Linked DNA regions of Mus musculus: region 2 is linked to region 1. Evidence: chromatin loops called from intact Hi-C (ENCODE). Cell type or tissue: left cerebral cortex. All regions are shown on one strand. Links, peaks and the distances in the headings refer to the core of each region. The heading gives the core; the rest is flanking DNA.

Region 1 (8,670 bases), core at 450-8,449:
GTCTTAGTTGTGTGATAAAATATCTGGACAAAAGCAAATTATAGAAGAACTGGCTTATTTGGCTCACAGTTTCATGGTACAGTCAATCATCTTTGGAAAGTCAAGGTAGCAGGAACTTGAAGCAACTTAATTTGGTACATCCACAGAGGGCAGTGAATTACACCATGCATGCTGGCAGCAACTGCTCTGCTCCTGTTTTCCACAGCAAAGTCTCTTTCCCAGGGAATGGCGCCACCCAGAGGATCAGATGTTCCCTCTGCAATTAACATAATCAAGATCCTCTCTTACAGACATCCCTTAGGCCAAACTAATTTATAAATCCTTCATTGAGATTCTCTTCCAAGGTCATCATAAACTGTGTGCAGTGGAGCATTAGAACAACCCATCACAGATGGCTTGATTATAAACTCATCAAGAAGTTTCACAGTGGAAAATATGTAGCCTCTCAATAAAACTGGGGAGCTGTTAACATATGAATGAAGAAAGAGACTAAAGGGTCAAAAATATGTCTATATATCTATATTTATATTTAAATTCATGCTAACACATATAGCATGTTTTATATGTAGAATGAAATATGAAAATTGTATATACACATATGTTTGTACACACAAACACATATATACACACACAAGAATACTATGAATACACACATTTATACTTATATGAACATACATATGTTGTTAAGCACACATATCCCAGCTGACAGATGATAAGAACTGTGGAAAAGGAATATAGCAGACAGATTAGAAAAACTGGAAGCAGGCTTTGGTATTTTGTATTTTACCTCTGTGTTGTTCCACATAAAGTTAGGATGTTAAAGACCATAACAAGTTAGCTCAATAAATGGATTGTTGAAGCAACTATTACTGTGACTTAGGCCCTGTGATAAGGTGTGTAGGCTATTTTTACTTGGCCATAGTTCAGTGTAAGTGGCAAGAGCATAAATAGGTTTATTATAGCTGATAAGCATGTTTTCTTCCTCTCTCACAGATGTTTATTGAGCCTTTATTAAGGGTGAGGCTGTCTTACTCCTGTTTGCTTGTCTATATAGGCAACAGGGTCCTGAACAAATGTCCTGGCTCTTTTCAAATTTATGTGTACATTGGAGAAAGCTCATAATCAACTAATAACAGACATGAAAATCAGATAACCCTGAATATATTGAGAAAAATCAGTCAAGATTCAACAAACAAGTGCTACTGCTGACCTCTAGATGTTTTGTGGCCATACAGGTCTTTCTGACCAGGAACAACAATTCACATTTGAATACTATGGATCCAGAAATGCTAACTGCAGTTAAAGGGAGGAGATAGATTCCTTGGGCTCTAGAGCTTACTGTGTCCTTGTATCTGGACTGAAGCCATACCTCTTAAAAAGCACATTAGTTGCTATTTCTCACAAAAGTAAAGTTTCTCTCTCTGTTTTCTACCTATTTATCTCACACACACACATCTATCATCTATAGCTATCACATATCTGTCTATCATCTATTACCTACCTATCATTCTATCAATCTGTCTGCCTATCATCTACTATCTATCTATCTATCTATCTATCTATCTATCTATCTATCTATTTATCTATCTATTGATCATCTGTCCAGCTGTCTGTCTATCAATCACCAACCTATCTATCACTAGTTATGGGGAATTTTCATTGGTTTTAATATTACTATTGATATTGAAATTACAGAAATGTAGTTATTTGTGTTAATAAATTTTAATGTTAGGTATCTCACTCCACTCTGATTTGTTTTAGATATTTTCTGGCAATTCTTTTGTTTGCTTTTAAGACAATCTTTCTATGTAGCACTAACTGGCCTGGAACTTGCTGTATAGACTAGACTAACTTCAAACTTGTGGCTATTCTCTTGTCTTAGCCTCTTAACTGTTGGGATTACTGGTGTGTAGCACCAGGTTAAGTTTTCTAAGCATTCTTTAATTGTGATTTTCATTATCCCCTTAGGCATCCTGTAGCCTAGCAAGTAGGAAGTTCTCAGAGTATCTTGGTGAGTTAACTATCCAGTCTGCTTCCCTCTCAGGTTTTCTTTTCAGGGGTGAGAACTCCATTCCTCTGATCCTGGGGCTGAAACGTCTGATGTGTGTTGCTTAGTTCCTAAACTTAAATGTGAATTACCAAATACAACTGAATCTAACCTCAAAATAGATTGATCTTCCAGCCTCTTCACACCATCTCCGCTGCTAAAGCCCTCAGCTCTTCCTGTGCTTATCCTGTGGACATTCATGCCTATTCTTCCTGGAGTACCTCATTATAAACAAAATCAGATTGTATCAGAGAGCTATTCAAACAGCTGTCTACCAGTTTCTCCTAAAGGTTTCACCATATCCAGAATGGCCCCTATGATTTGGGCTTTGTAATCCCCCAGACCTTTGTAATCACTACATCCTGTTAATTCTCCTGTAGTCATTCTCCCTCAGTGAGGCAGCAGGCATATGCCAGTCTCATAATTCCTTCCCCACTTGCAGCCTCAGTAGCTAGGTGGCTTTATACACATGTCCTTAGAAGCTTTGCTCAAAAACCAGCTCAACTGGGTTTCTTCAGTCACTTGCACAAACCTCACCCCTCTCCTTTCAGCAGTTTCACGCAGCCCAGATCACATCTGGATCTATTCTACTTCCCACTAGAAACTTAACTCCTCAAGGACAATTTTCAGCCTGCTGGGGTCTTGGTGATATTGCTAGTGATTAGACACAGTAAACACTCAAGAGTTGTTTTTTGCTGACTAAGTCCATAGATTTAAAAAATATATTCATACTCTGAAGTAAATACCCAAAAATCAAAAGAGTGCATCAAAGATTTTAGAAGATTAGAGTTCATAAGGTAAAAATAGAATAATCTATACTAGCAGAAGTGTTTGTTACAGTCTCATTAGCCCCAAAACTATTGCTAACTATGAAAATTTAATCTTTAAAATTATAACTATGCCGTCGGAGACCTGTGGTTTTTATCTACAGCTGGCAACCACTGGAACATTTTAAAATAAATTTTAGAAATGAATTTGGTGTAAAGAAGGTGACACAGGCAAATTGAGACCTGGGGGACAAACATTTTTCCAAGTGATCTAACCATTTAGTGGCGAAGACAGGATTTGGACACAATGCTATCTAGCTATTTTTATTTCACAACTGTGTTCCTTCTGGCCACGTTCCTCCTTAGGGATTATTTTTCATATCTGCAAAGCAATTCTTTAGAACGAATGTCAGTGGCTGCTGCTGAGCCTTGGGCAACAGCCTCAGTGTGAATTATCTGTGAAGTTGAAAACTAGAAGAACACATTGGAATTCAACCTGGAGAATATCAAGTCATAATAAAAACTCTAAAAGTATTATTATTGTTTCTAAAAGTGCATTCAGACAACACCGAACAGCACCCAAGAGCAGTGATTTGGAAAATTCACTGGAAATTTGGTTGCCAGCACATATGAGATAGGACAGCTTTGTATTATAATACCCTCTTGTGGTCATAATGTGAAACTACAAAACAAGCCATATTCCTTAGATGCTGGAAATGAGCTTTTCCTGTTTTCTTCCAAACACTATGCTTCACACATAAGTGGTGGGCAAAACTCTGCCCATACCAGTGTATTTATTGAAAAACAAGTGATTTGAAGTGACTTCAGGAAAAGGCAAGGACTCGTTAGCTAACACAGCATTCCCAGCTCTTTGTGATCTGAGTCGAATGCTTCCTTCCTTCCTTCCTTCCTTCCTTCCTTCCTTCCTTCCTTCCTTCCTCCCTCCCTCCCTTCCTGCCTTCCTTCCTGACTTCCAACTAAAGCCATCTGTTTCCTGCTCACCGAAGTTCTAATTATATGGACTTGTGGTGTCAACACATTATGCCACCACATCGATTGCAGCCTATCTCTATCTGGGAAGCTCAGGTAAAACATTTGTAGACACTGACAGTCCACTATGTGAGAGTCAGACAGTGTTTGGTTTGGCTTTTGTATCTCCCAAAGCCTAGGATCTCAAGAAACGGAGTACACTTTGTGATTTAAAATATTCTTTTTGGAGGAGAGTGGTGGTGATTGAATGTAAGGCCTTGTGCATGCTAAGCAAGCACTCATCCATTTTTACCACTGAGGTACATCCCCAGCCCATGTAAATGTACATATGTATATTTATAACATGTACATGCATATAGATAGATAGATAGATAGATAGATAGATAGATAGATAGATAGACAGATATAGTCTCATTCAAGGTTTCATCTAATGCTGAAATTTCCATGTAGCCAAAACTGATATTGAATTCTCAAAACTTGAACTTCCACCTCCCAGGTGTTGGGATTATCTCCAAGTACTAGCACCCATAGCCTAAAATGTTATTACTTTCAATTTAAACTAAGAACTTTATGCTATTAAAAACAACTTGCTCCAGCTCCTGTTTACAACTTGAGGCACTTAAGTAGCCCATTGATGGATTTCCAATTAAGTTTTTACTTCTTCAATCAGCTACCCAGTAGGAGTTAGAATGGGATTTCCAAACAAATTCACTAGGCTTGGGATGTCTGTCTCCTGCTAGAGTTACTTCAGATGGCTGAATTCTATGCACCTATAACACAGGTTTATTTAGATGACAATAGTACATATTCATAAGCCATGTATGGTACAGACTGCACAAACAATACTTACATATCTTATGCAGAATCTAAAGTAGACCTTATATTGTCATATTTTCAATGAGAGGAGAGTTATTTTTGCACTTTTGAGATTTTTAGGTCAACATTCTTCTACTTTTAGCTTGTTTGGGTGCCTCATTTCAATGATTGCTGTATTATTATTATTACTATTATTATGCTTAGTGTATATTGTGTACGTGTTTAGGTGTGTGGGTGACTTTGTGGAAGTTATGTTATCACTTTCCACCTAATATTTTGAAATAGGAACTGCCACTGATCTATTTGCCTGACTAGCTCCCAGTAAGGCCCAGGAACTCGCCTGTCTCCATCCTTCCAATGCTGGGTTTACAGGTGCATACCACTACATCTGGCTTTTATGTGGGTGCTGGAGATCCAAACTCGTGTCCTTGTGTTTATGTAGTGTGCACTTTACCAACAGAGCCACATCCCCAGTCCTGCAATACTATTATTATCAAATTCTTTCAATGTCCCAGGGAGAGTCTAGTATACCATTGGTGCAAATAAATCTCCCTTGGAAACTATTGATTTAAAGAAACAAAATTCTCCAGGCTTCAGAGGTTCAGATGTTTCTACTCTGCCTCTGAATATTGTGTTCCTGTTTTTGACAGACTTGGTCTCAGGACTCTGAGATGAATTGTGAATCCATGGAGGAACACTCACTTTCCCATCTCTGTGCCCTTGCACATGCATGAGTTAACCTTGAACACCTTTCCCTGAGATGTACTCATGAATGAGTCCCCAACTATATGTATATATTTTTTTATATTTTATTCTCTCCCCCACTCCTACATGCTTGCATCTCAGCATGCGTGGGAAAGGTATAGGACAAGTTTTGAAAGTTCTTTCTTTCCACCATGGAATCAATCAAACTCAGATCTTTAGGCTTGCAATAGGAGCTCTGTTACCCTCAGAGTCATCTCAGTGGGCTAATGCCAGTGTATTTCTGGCAAAACCACATGACCCACTCTGTGGACAAGAACAAATACAGAGTGGGAAAGATCCAGAGTCCCAGCCTGCTCTTACTAGTCATCATAGCACCAACCCCTGGGCATCTCCAGATCCTCAGTCTTTTTTATTTTCCATAATACTTAAATTTTTGTTTATTTATTCATCTATTTATTCACTTGACATCCCAATTGCAGCTCCCACTTTCCTCCCAGTCTCCCCTCACACAGCTGCTTCCACATTCTTCCCTCTCCTTCTCCTTTGAGAAGGGGGAGGTTCCACCTTGATGCACCAAGTCACTGCAGGACTAGGCACATCTGCTACCACTGTGGCCAAGTAAGACAGCCCAGTTAGGGAAATAGGATCCACAAGCAGGTAACAGTGAGGAACCTACCATGCTCAAATTGTTGGGGGACCCACATAAAGACCTAGCAGCACACATGCTACATATGTGTTGGGATGGGGGTTAGTTCTAGCCCATGCTTGCTCTTTGGTTGATGATTCAATCTCTTGGAGCTCCCAAGAGTCCAGGATAGTTGATGCTGTTGGTCTTCCTGTGGAGTTCCTTTCTTCTTCATGTCTGTCAATCTTCCAGCTCTTCCAAAAGACTCCCCATGGGGCCCCCATCTGTTTGGCTGTGGCTCTCTTCATCTGTTTAGGTCAGCTGCTGGAGGGAACCTCTCAAAAGATAGTTATGCTAGACTCCTGTCTGCAAGCATAATGGAGTATCATTAATAATGTCAGGAATTTGTTCCTGCCCATGGGATGGTTTCCAGTTGGGGCACTCATTGGTTAGCTGTTCCTTCATTCTCTATCTTTGTAACTCAGATCCAAAAGGACATGTATGATATGTACTCACTTATAAGTGGATGTTAGCCATAAAGAACAGGATAACTATTCAACATTCCATAGATCCAAATAGCAAGGAGGGCTCCAGGGAGTATGCTTGAATCTCACTTAGAAGGGGAAATAAAATAGAGGGAAGAAAATGAGGTGGGGGGTCAGGTGCAGAGAGAGAGAGCTTGGGAGGGAGGGCTGGGGGAATAAATGAAAACTGGCTGTAGGGTTTAGGAAGCATTTTTTGGATGTGCCAGAGACATGGGGAGGCTCCAAATAATTTATGACTCTAACTGAAACTCTTAGTAATGGATGAGCCTAGAGTGGCCACCTACTATATCCAGGCAGGATTCCCAGTGAAGGGATAAAGACATCAACCCACCCACAAAGCATTTCCACCAAATTGTTCTGCCTAAAAGTAGTGGGGGCACAAAGACTGAACAGATTCTTAGTGTTGACTCTGTCCATATTTTGCAACTTACATTCATTAATTTAGAATGGTAGCTTAGCTTTCCTAGAAACACTATGGATTCTGTCTCCTCCTACAATTTCCCCATACTGCCACCCAAATCATGAATCTGACTACTCCATTATGCTCACAGTAGAAAGAGAAGTTAAGTCTGTTTTTTTCTCACCACTGTGCGGGGCAAGGCACAGGAATTGCTGTGCTGCTTTAACTAAGCAATACCACTCTCTAGGATCACTGTGGGACTCTTGACGGATTGACTGACACAGAAATATAATGAACTTCCATGAGGCTGTCTTTGTGCCTGTGAGGATCACAAAGGCAGGTTTTCTCAGTAGGGCTTCCACTGAGCCAATCAACTGAGCAATCCCAAGGGAAGTCTGCTTAACATTGCCATAATGAACTCTGAGTCACAGGGGCCAACTGGTTGCTAATTCTCTATGCATATGGTACTCTTTCTTGTTAAACTTCCCTAGAGCTCCTCGGCTTATTTAACTTTCTTTAATAACCAGCAGATGGCTTCTGTCTGGGCAGTCATCAAGTGGTGCTTAGTGGTGGCAGATTCAAGAGGAGGCATGGGACTTGTTAGGGGTGGGGATCCAGATGCTGACTTGCAGAATGCCAGGTGAAGTTATCAGGCATTGTCTAATTGGTGTTGAAGGCAGTGAGGACCACTGAGAGTAGATGATGCCTTCCTGGAAGAGGGAGACTAGTGCTCAGCAACTTATGCAAATTAGCAAAGGCAAAGGTTGCGGGACTCAGGTATTGCTGTAAAATAGAAGCTGGTTACTTTCTGAGCCTTCAGCATTACTTATGATGTCCTAGGCATATGAGGGTTTTGTTAATGTAGAACAAATATAAACTGGGAATCGTCATTTATTCATCTATTTAAATACTCAAAAGATTTGGTATTACCTTGCAGTGCATCAGTTTATATCCAGGGTACACAGCACTCGGGATCTAACAGCGAATAATAAATGCTCTCCTCTATTTTAAGAAAATAATGCTTGAAGGCTGGTGAGATGGCTCAGTGGGTAAGAGCACCCGACTGCTCTTCCGAAGGTCCGGAGTTCAAATCCCAGCAACCACATGGTGGCCCACAACCATCCATAACAAAATCTGACTCCCTCTTCTGGAGTGTCTGAAGACAGTGACAGTGTACTTATATATAATAAATAAATAAAATCTTTTTAAAAAAGAAAATAATGCTTAATCATGGATTTTTATTGCATTTTAAATTTTATATTTTTATCTTTGATTGACAAATCATAACTGAATGGAGTTATAGGGAAAGGGATGATTTTTTTGATATATGCAGATAATGTGGCATATATACAAGTTAGTGTATCCATGAAGTATAATCAGCAGATAAGTAGCTCATTTAGCTTTAGTGGTAGACACTTAATGACAGCCATGAGTAAAGTAGATGTGGAACACCAGGAAGACAGTGAAACTCCAGTTTATGTAGCTAACAGATGAGGAGAAAAAACATGAGCAAGTGGGGGTTAATCTCAACACTACCCTTGGGTCTGCCCATGTACTTTATGTATAAAGACTGCAAGACATGACAGACAAAAGGGGATCCTGTCAGAGCGTGGGTGAATGCTCACATGAATGCTCAGTGAGCCCCTCTCCAAAGGAGATTCATTGTCTAGTGTTGAGTTTGGGAAGCACCAAAGCATGTGTCCAACAGATATTTCTTGACCTTGTGCTAGATGCTGCTCTATAGACTAGATCTCAAATTATAAAGAGCAAAAGAA
Region 2 (8,670 bases), core at 136-8,135, 160 kb before region 1:
CTTGTTACCAAACTACAGAATACCTTTTAAAACTGGGCCTCACCAGGCCTGTGTGCTTCTGTACTTGCAGTCAGGACATAACCACCACCATGCGAAAGGAAAACTGGCTTACTAGAGGGTGAGAGATGATGAGAACTCTGCCCTTCCACTGAGATGATCATAGACCAGCACTCAGACAGAAAGCAAACAAAGAAAAGCCAAGCCACCAAACTATCTGGAAACCTGTGAGCAACAACTTGTTCTTACTAAGTGGTGTAGTTTGAGATGTTTGTTGTGCATCAAGATTATAACTGATACACAGGATAAGAAGTCAGTGAATCTTAAACTAGAAGGGTCGAGAACTATGGAGACCACTTAAAATTTTCCTGTAATTTAGGTACACTGGCATGTATATGGACAGCAATGGGCCTGGAGAAACATCTTCTTGTGGAAGCCATGAACAGTGATCTGCTCACATTCCTGTCACCCATCTCAGGAAATATCACACAAAATATTTATTTGAAATGTAAAAGGTGATATAACTTTACATTTTTCACATTGCATTGATCTTATTCATAAACTAAAAGAGGCATAGGGTAAAACCAAACAAAACTGTATCTAAGTTCAGTAAAAAGAAAAATAATGGTTAGAGTAAGTGAAATATGTAGCTAAGATTTTGTCCTGCAATTCAAAACTTCTGGGCAGAGTTCCTGTGTCATATCAGGTTTTCTATTAAAGGGAGTTGTGAACAGTGAACAAAGGGATAAAGAAGCCCAAATAAAAAAGACAAAGATATCAGAACTACACCCAGGGCAGCCCAGATCTGAGAAACACTGGCTCTGGATCCAGACTGGCAAGAGGGCATATTCAGGCTTCTCCTTTGCCGAGCCTCAGGGTCACGAGAAGTGGCACTGCCCCAAATAAACAAGAAAACTTGTTGACCTTGTCAACCATTGCAGTGTGGCTTCTGTGCAGCATTTAGTCACCTTCTGGAGGCAGTGTTAGGAAACACAAGCTTCAGTGTGAGAACATGTGATAGAGATTGAGTCCCAGGTGCAGTACATTTGACTAGGTCTGTGTCCTCATCTCTGCAGGGTTCAGTCATTTCATCCTGAAAGACTACAGTGAGGGGCTTCTCTGCTCATTATCTATTCTACTACTTTCATGTTCTAGGGTGTATATCTGACATATAATATATACTCAGTACACATTTATGGAACTAAAGAACTGTAAAATTATTTGAAAATATATGTTCTAAGCATAGAAGCCAATACCTGTAATGCAATAGAGAATTTTGTTACTGCAACAATTGTGTGCCTACAAGATTTTGTTCGTAATTGGCTGGCTAGAAAACACAAGAAAGAGTGAGAGTCATCACTATATCTCCTTCCCTGACTAGCAGGTTGCATTAACACAAAAATATAGAACTAGAATTTTAAAGCATGCTTAAAATTATAAAAGATAAAAGACAAAAGACTTGCCTTTTGAAAAGTTCTTGGATAGGTTAGAACCCAATCATGTTAAGAAAATGCTTTTCACAATCATTGCTTCATGTTTCCATTGTGGTGACTACTCCCCAATTTCTCATCATCATCTCATTATCAATCTATTCCATTTCCCTGTGTAGGTGCATCCTTTAAAAATAACTTGGGTCTAGCTGCATATGTATCAAAAGATGGCCTAGTCGGCCATCACTGGAAAGAGAGGCCCATTGGACATGCAAACTTTATATGCCCCAGTACAGGGGAACGCCAGGGCCAAAAAGGGGGAGTGGGTGGGTAGGGGAGTGGGGGTGGGTGGCTATGGGGGACTTTTGGTATAGCATTGGAAATGTAAATGAGCTAAATACCTAATAAAAAATGGAAAAAAAAAGAAAAAATGAAAAAAAATAACTTGGGACACTGAAAAACCTTATGAAGGTGGCACATATCCACCTTATTGAAGCAGAGCCAGAGTGTTGGTTTCTATCCTTAGTGTTTTGGAAAGGAGAATAAGGAAAACTGGAATTCCCAGCAGAGTCAAGGAAGGATGGGGATTAGGCTGAGTCGGAAGAAGTGGCAAGTCCAGGGAATACAGGATTGCAACCAAAGTCAAAATACAGTCAATTTGAGGCATCTGGGCACAAGAGGAGGGAGGAGCTGAGGTGGAGCACTGAACTCATTCCTCCTCATCACAACTCACCCATTGAGAAGGGCAGAAAGGATTCTCTCTTCTTAAACTGTCCATTCTCCAAAAAGTGCTCTGGATTGAACACATCTGGAGTGGCCCACTCTTTTGGGTCTCTGTGCAGTGCAGTTAGGTTTGTTAGAACCATTGTACCCTAGAAATGACAGCAAAGAGTCAAGGCTTGATATAAGGAACAAACCTGTAATGGCATAGGTAGTTCTCTAGTTCTGGCGCATTTATATTGAATTCCATATCTTTAATTCAATCTAAATGGGAATTGAAACATGCATTTAACATTTATACCCCCTTTACCTTTCACAGTACCTTCCTCTTTGTCTAGAAACCTTTACAATGAATGTAAGTGCCTGTTGGAGATTTAAAAGCCCATTAGCTTGCTCTTTAATGATTAACAATGTCTATAGGAGGAAGTTTATATGGTCTAGATAAACAACTTTTATCATCCAAAAGAGTATTATTTGGCAGAGAAGAATAAAAACCAGCCCGGCTACTTCCTACAATGAGGACAATGGCAGGTCCATGAAGCGGAATTGCGTGTCTTTCATCTCCATTCTTAGTCTTCAACATGGAGGCTTCTGAACCCAGTTTCTCAGCAGGGTTAGGAAAATATCTACATATCCAGTGAGACAAGACCAGGTCATCAGGCTTGCTGGCACTGTGCCAGGACTTTCCAGCATGTGTCTTTCCCTCACACTAACTCATGCTTCCTTCAGTGACTTGATAAGTCTTTCAAACTCTCTCATATCAATTATTGGTTCCCAGTGTCACCATAGTGCAGTCTTCCCTTGCTTTCTTAGACCCAAGAACATGACTTAGCCACCCCACAGTGTTCACTTCCCATCATTTTCTTTACCAACTCTGTAGTATGTCTTCATCAACTTATGCTAGTATCTGTGAAGACAATCACAGGATAATCAACTAATGGTAGTAGACATTTCCTGACTGTGGATGGCACCATTCTACAAGCTGATGGCCTGAATGAAATAGAAAGAGTGGAAGTGAGGAAAAAAAATCTCCTGCTGACTTTTTCCTCTGCTTCTTGGCTAACCTTATGTGATTAGATTGGCTCTTTCACCAACCCACTTCCACACTGAACTGAAAAGTTGGGAATTTTGTCACAGCCAACAAATGTTTGACTTGATCACCTATGGTGAAATAAAAAGAATAGAAAGAATTTAAACTTTTGGAGCATGGAGGGTATAACTTTCAGGAAACCCTGTGCAGAGTGTTAAGAGATCTGGGAGATGTGATAGGGATTCAGTCCATTAAAATGGGTAATTTAACAGAGACTCATATAGAAACATTGAAGGAGATTTTTTTTCATGTCAAAATAATGCAAGTCCTATGGAGGAACTATGGCATGGCCAGAATGACCAGAACACGGGTGGTTCTGTATCCCCAGTCTTCTATTTTATAGTAGAGAGATTTTATGCAGACCAAATTTCCTTAAGCCTCAATTTTCCAATCTCAAAATGAGATTGATTGTTATTCTGAAAAGTTGAAAAGTCATTTTGAAGGAGAGAAGATTCTAAAGCACACACACACACACACACACACACACACACACACACACACACACACATATATATATATATATATATATATATATATATATATATATATATATATATATATATATCAGTTGTGTATAAATTAACACTGGAACAAAGCCTGTGGGTCTCTGTTTTAGAAATAACAGTCTCACCATGATGGTAGTGCAAGTTTCTCAAAATTTATTCACATTTCAAATTCTGTATTTCAAGGATTGTGGAGAAATATTTTCTAACCCCAGTCGGGCAGCTCTTCAGTCTTGAGAATGCCTCTCTGGAGTAAAGTCATGTAGCAGAGAACTGCTGACTGCTAGAGCCCACATTAGCATAGGAAGATGCTCAGATGACTTTAGCAAATAAAGCCAGGCTTTGCTTAAACATATTTGACCAAGGAGTCATCTTTCCCACTATATATGTAAATATCTGTTTAGATGCACGGAGGTAATGAATACTTTAGCAGACATAATATGCCTCTGCTGATTTAAGTAATCCTGAGGCAGGAATACATGTCACATTTACCTTAGGTTCACAGGAGGATATAAAAAGTGGACTGGTGTGTATAAAGCTGGAAGTCCATAGTTACCTTTGGCAGATGAAATCCATTCAAATTGGTATCCATTGCTACTTCCCTGGGAACATTCAAGGGGATGATATTGCCCATCCTCTGCACCTCGTGGATGACAGCATTGGTATAGGGCATGGATTCTCTATCAGCAAGTCTTGCTGCCCTCTTCTGGCCAATCACCCTATCAATCTCTGCCTGTACTTTTTCTAAAAGTAAACAGAAGGGTCTATTAAAATTTTAATTTAATGATTTCTTCTAACAATATACAAGCTGTCTATGAGACCTTATCAGCTTTTATTTAATTTTAGTGTCCTGACTACAAAGAAATATGTCTTTAACCCTTCAAAGGATTGAATTAAAAAAAAAACTCCATAACTCTCTTTGAACCTACAACATAATTATAACTTTACATATATCCTGAACTGAGTAACTGTGATCAGCATTACTAATCTCAGAGAAAAATCTATTGAGGCATGAATACTTTCATTACAGTGGATTATAAACAACTCACATTCATGTTTCATAGTCCTAGAGCTGGGGAATTCTAAAACAGGGCACCAAGAAATTTCTCATCTGATAGCAACAATTTTCTGTCTCATAGATGGAAAAGCTTTGTTTTCTCTTCATGTCATAGAAAAAATAACTATCTTATGTAATTTTTTAAAAAATAATACTCTTCAGTGGAGGGTTCTTATGGCATGATAGTGGAGGTCAAAGGGCATCTTGTTGTAGCTCTTTCTCTTCTACCATGAGGTTTTTGGGAACTACACTTATGGCAGATGAGTTATTAACAAGATTCTTTGTCTCTTTGCCTGTCTCCCTTGTTTCTTCTGTATTTCTTTCAAAGGCATTAATTCCCTTCTTAGGACTAATCAACTTCTAACATCATACCATTGGTAATAAGGTTGTAATAAGTAAATTAATGGAGAATGCATAAATATTCACACCACAATAAATCAGTAGACTATAATTTCTTAAGATATTGTTGGACAACACTGTTAAAGAAATTCTTAACAGTTCAGATTCCACATCTGACTAATGAGAATAATTATGTCTTATCCAAAATACAGTTTGAAATTTCTATGCATAAGTAGATTCATACTAATAAATAGTAATGATTGTTAGCTATCTTCCAAAATGTCAGTACAGGTTGAACAGTTATCCAGTGGGAAATTCTTAACTTCTGGAATGTGTAGTCAGTCAATGATCATGTGACTAAGTTTTGGCAAGTAAAACACAAACAGACAGCTGATCCCAGTGGCATATCCCTTTAATCCCAATATTTGTGAGACAGGGTAGTTAGGTCTCTGAGTTCCAGGACAGCTTGGTTAACAAAATGAGTTCTGTGACAATCTGGGCTACACAGTGAAAGCCTGCCTTGAAAAGTCAAAAATTTGTAAATAAACACATTTTTTTCATCTTTGGAACATGGTCTGATACAACAGGGTGTCTACTTTTCTCTTTTCCCTTCTAGGGAAAGGAGTACTCAGGGTTGCCCACTTACAGAGAGCTAAGCTTTACTTTAGCTTCAATTCAGCAACAATTTAAAGGGAATTTGTAACAAAAAGCCTATTACAAAATCCAGCTTAGAGATTTGTCCTGACAGAGAAATAAATGTCTAGCAATTACACTACTGTCTATACAAAAATGAACTGGTAGTAAAATATATTTGACATAAAACTTGTCACAATAACAATTTTTCATTTATATTCTATATATGTAGCCAAATAACCTTAAACTGTGACAGCCCTGCCTCAAGCTCTTCAAGTATTTTGACTAATGTTGGGTACCACCAATCACAATTCTTGTCAGAATTTTTAACTGCACAGTTCAATAATATTAAATGTGTTCCTATTCTGTAAGCAGTGGCTAGTTCTTTTCCATCTTGGAAAATTGAAACTCTGATATTATACAATTGGTGGTTCTCCCCTCTTCCATTCAGTCATTTTGGATAGATATCTAACTATTCAACATAACTAATTTGGGTTGCATAGGTCAGTTCATGTGATTCATTGATTGGTTATTTAACTTAGGGCAATGTCCTAATAACTCGTACATTACTAGATGACCATCAGAACTTCTTTCTCTCAAGATGAAGTGCTGCTCTAACTCATGCAGCCATTTGTGGTCAATGAACAATCTTGATAGTTCTATCCCTTGACTATTATGTATATTTCAAAATGAACACCAGTGTAAATTTTCATGTAAATCTACTGATATTTTGAAGCTGCTATTCTAGAGGTCAAGTATGTATGCTAGCTTTAAAACCTAAAAATATTACTGCTCAGGTAAATATGTATTTTACTTGAAACTCAAGATGCATACACTTAAATACAGGTACATATATGCATTTTGCATTCATAAAAAAATATATGGGCATGGAAAATAACGTGAGTAAAGGGTTTGCCATGCAAGCATGAGGACTTGAGTCTGACTCTTATAATTCATGGGTAAAATCTGGATATGGTAGCATGCATTTCTAATTGCAGGGCACTAAGAGGTGGCAACAGGCAGATCCCATGGCTCACTGAGCAGACACTGACTGTAGTTTCCTTGACAATATCTATTGCTTCCACATGTTTATAAACAAATACACACACACACACACACACACAGAGAGAGAGAGAGAGAGAGAGAGAGAGAGAGAGAGAGAGGGAGAGAGAGAGAGAGAGAGATGAATTGTTCTATAAAATTTTCTTTACCACAAGGAAGCATTCTGAATTTTTCTATGCAATTGTTTTCTTAAGGCAAAAACATAGGGCTTCCATCTATGAAATATATTTTATATCTAGTAAACTGTTGCTAAACATTCAAAGAACAAAAACAATAACAAAACAAGAAGAGCAAAAACAAAGCACATGTCCTATAACAGAAAAAAAATATTTCTATCCTCAAATCATTAAATTTGCTAGAATCTGATGGAATAAAAATGATAGGATGGACCACTTTCCCTGACAGATGCCAGTGAGTGAAGAAAAAAACAATGTGTTAAGCAGAACCCCAGCATACTATTCAGTGATCTCTGGAGGAAAAGAATGACAGTTATTCCCAAGTTATCAAATCCATGGAGGAATTTGAAATGACTTGGAAAAGCAATATCTTTCTATTCTTCTATGATTGGGGAACATTGTAACAGAATAATGGTAGTAGAGTGAAAATGTAATACCATGGCTTAGAGGCACAAATAAGGACCGGGCCAAGATAGGACATATAGAGTAGGATAGGTACCATGGTGGGTGGAAGGATCTGAAGCAGGAAAGGCAGAAAGGTGATATGATGGTGTATAGAATACCAGAATAATAATTTTGAACAGAGTGCAGGATAAAATGGAAGGGGTCTACTAAAAAAGGAAGAAGGAGAAGAGTGGACGCACTCTGTCCATGTCTGCACCCTTGGGACCTATCTCAGTCCTGACAGAACATGCAGAAGACATTCCCATTCCCAAGTACACACTGCCTCACAGCTATGCCACACCCTTTCTCTGCACCATCTTCTGGTCTTCTCTAAGCCATAGATTCCAGAAGAAGAATTTGGCTCTGTCAGGTACAGTCACAATATGCTCACCTTGGACTTCTGGGTAGAGGGCCATGTAGAGCAGAGCCCAGCGTAATGTAGTTGATGTTGTCTCTGTTCCAGCAAAGAAGAGGTCCAAAGTGCTGCAGATAAGGTTTTCTTCATTGAAACTTGTAGTCTTCTCTGGGTACTAGAAAAGACAGCGTTTAGTTAGAAAGTTTGTGATTATTAAATACACAGGTTCTGAACCTGGGTAACAAATGCAAATGCTGCTATTTGAAGTGATGTTATCTTTAATCTCCTCAGGACACAATGAAATTGTAAGAGTTATCATGGTCCAAATACAAGAAGATTGACACATAGGGTCTTCTTCAGCCTTAGTAATGAGTTCAGAAGGATTTATTTGAAAATAATATTGCCTTGACCTCATTATAAGGCTTTTTTTTTCTCCAACTGCTATAGACTGACCAAAAGCTTCTAGTAGTTGAGTGGACTAATATCAAGAAACTATTTTCTATGTGACTATACTTTTGGAATAGTCACAATGCAAACATGACAGGATAAACCCACCCACAGATATTTAGCTTCCATTATCAGCTAAGTCACTAAGTCACTATATGATTTTTTAAACATTCATTTCACATTTATCTGTTTCAGTCTATAAAATGAGGATAACACATACCCTTAACATGTCATATCAACTGTATGAGATGCAACAGATATGTATTAAAAACTCTACAAGTGGTTTTGTTGATTCCAGAAGGACTTAGATGAATTTTATGTATGTATTGTTCTCTTCATTAATATTTCATACCTAACACCTTCTGATTCTATCAAATCATATTTGGTGTATAATTCCCTCTTTTCTAACTTCCTCTA

What was found. Hi-C counts contacts between places; a loop is a spot of excess contacts. Peaks named below come from ENCODE experiments on the same cell type or tissue, not always from the same donor. Only the 100,000 strongest peaks of a DNase experiment are listed, where the experiment ranks them.
Region 2: a loop joins it to region 1, with 3 times the contacts of the local background. A loop is called at or near these places in 6 of 42 quality-filtered maps.

The regions. Positions count from the first base shown.
Region 1 is chr4:96,680,214-96,688,883 of GRCm38, forward strand. No RefSeq gene overlaps it. Among named protein-coding and RNA genes, the nearest start is that of Cyp2j5, 20 kb to the left of the region's middle. In left cerebral cortex, for the core only: a CTCF peak has its summit at 3,479 (motif pointing left); DNase peaks (open chromatin) are centred at 3,425 and 6,876.
Region 2 is chr4:96,521,543-96,530,212 of GRCm38, forward strand. Cyp2j6 (cytochrome P450, family 2, subfamily j, polypeptide 6) reads right to left here. Exons shown (of 9, transcript NM_010008.4): 6 at 7,843-7,981; 7 at 4,297-4,484; 8 at 2,161-2,299. Among named protein-coding and RNA genes, the nearest start is that of Cyp2j8, 18 kb to the left of the region's middle. In left cerebral cortex, for the core only: a CTCF peak has its summit at 4,453 (motif pointing left); a DNase peak (open chromatin) is centred at 4,424.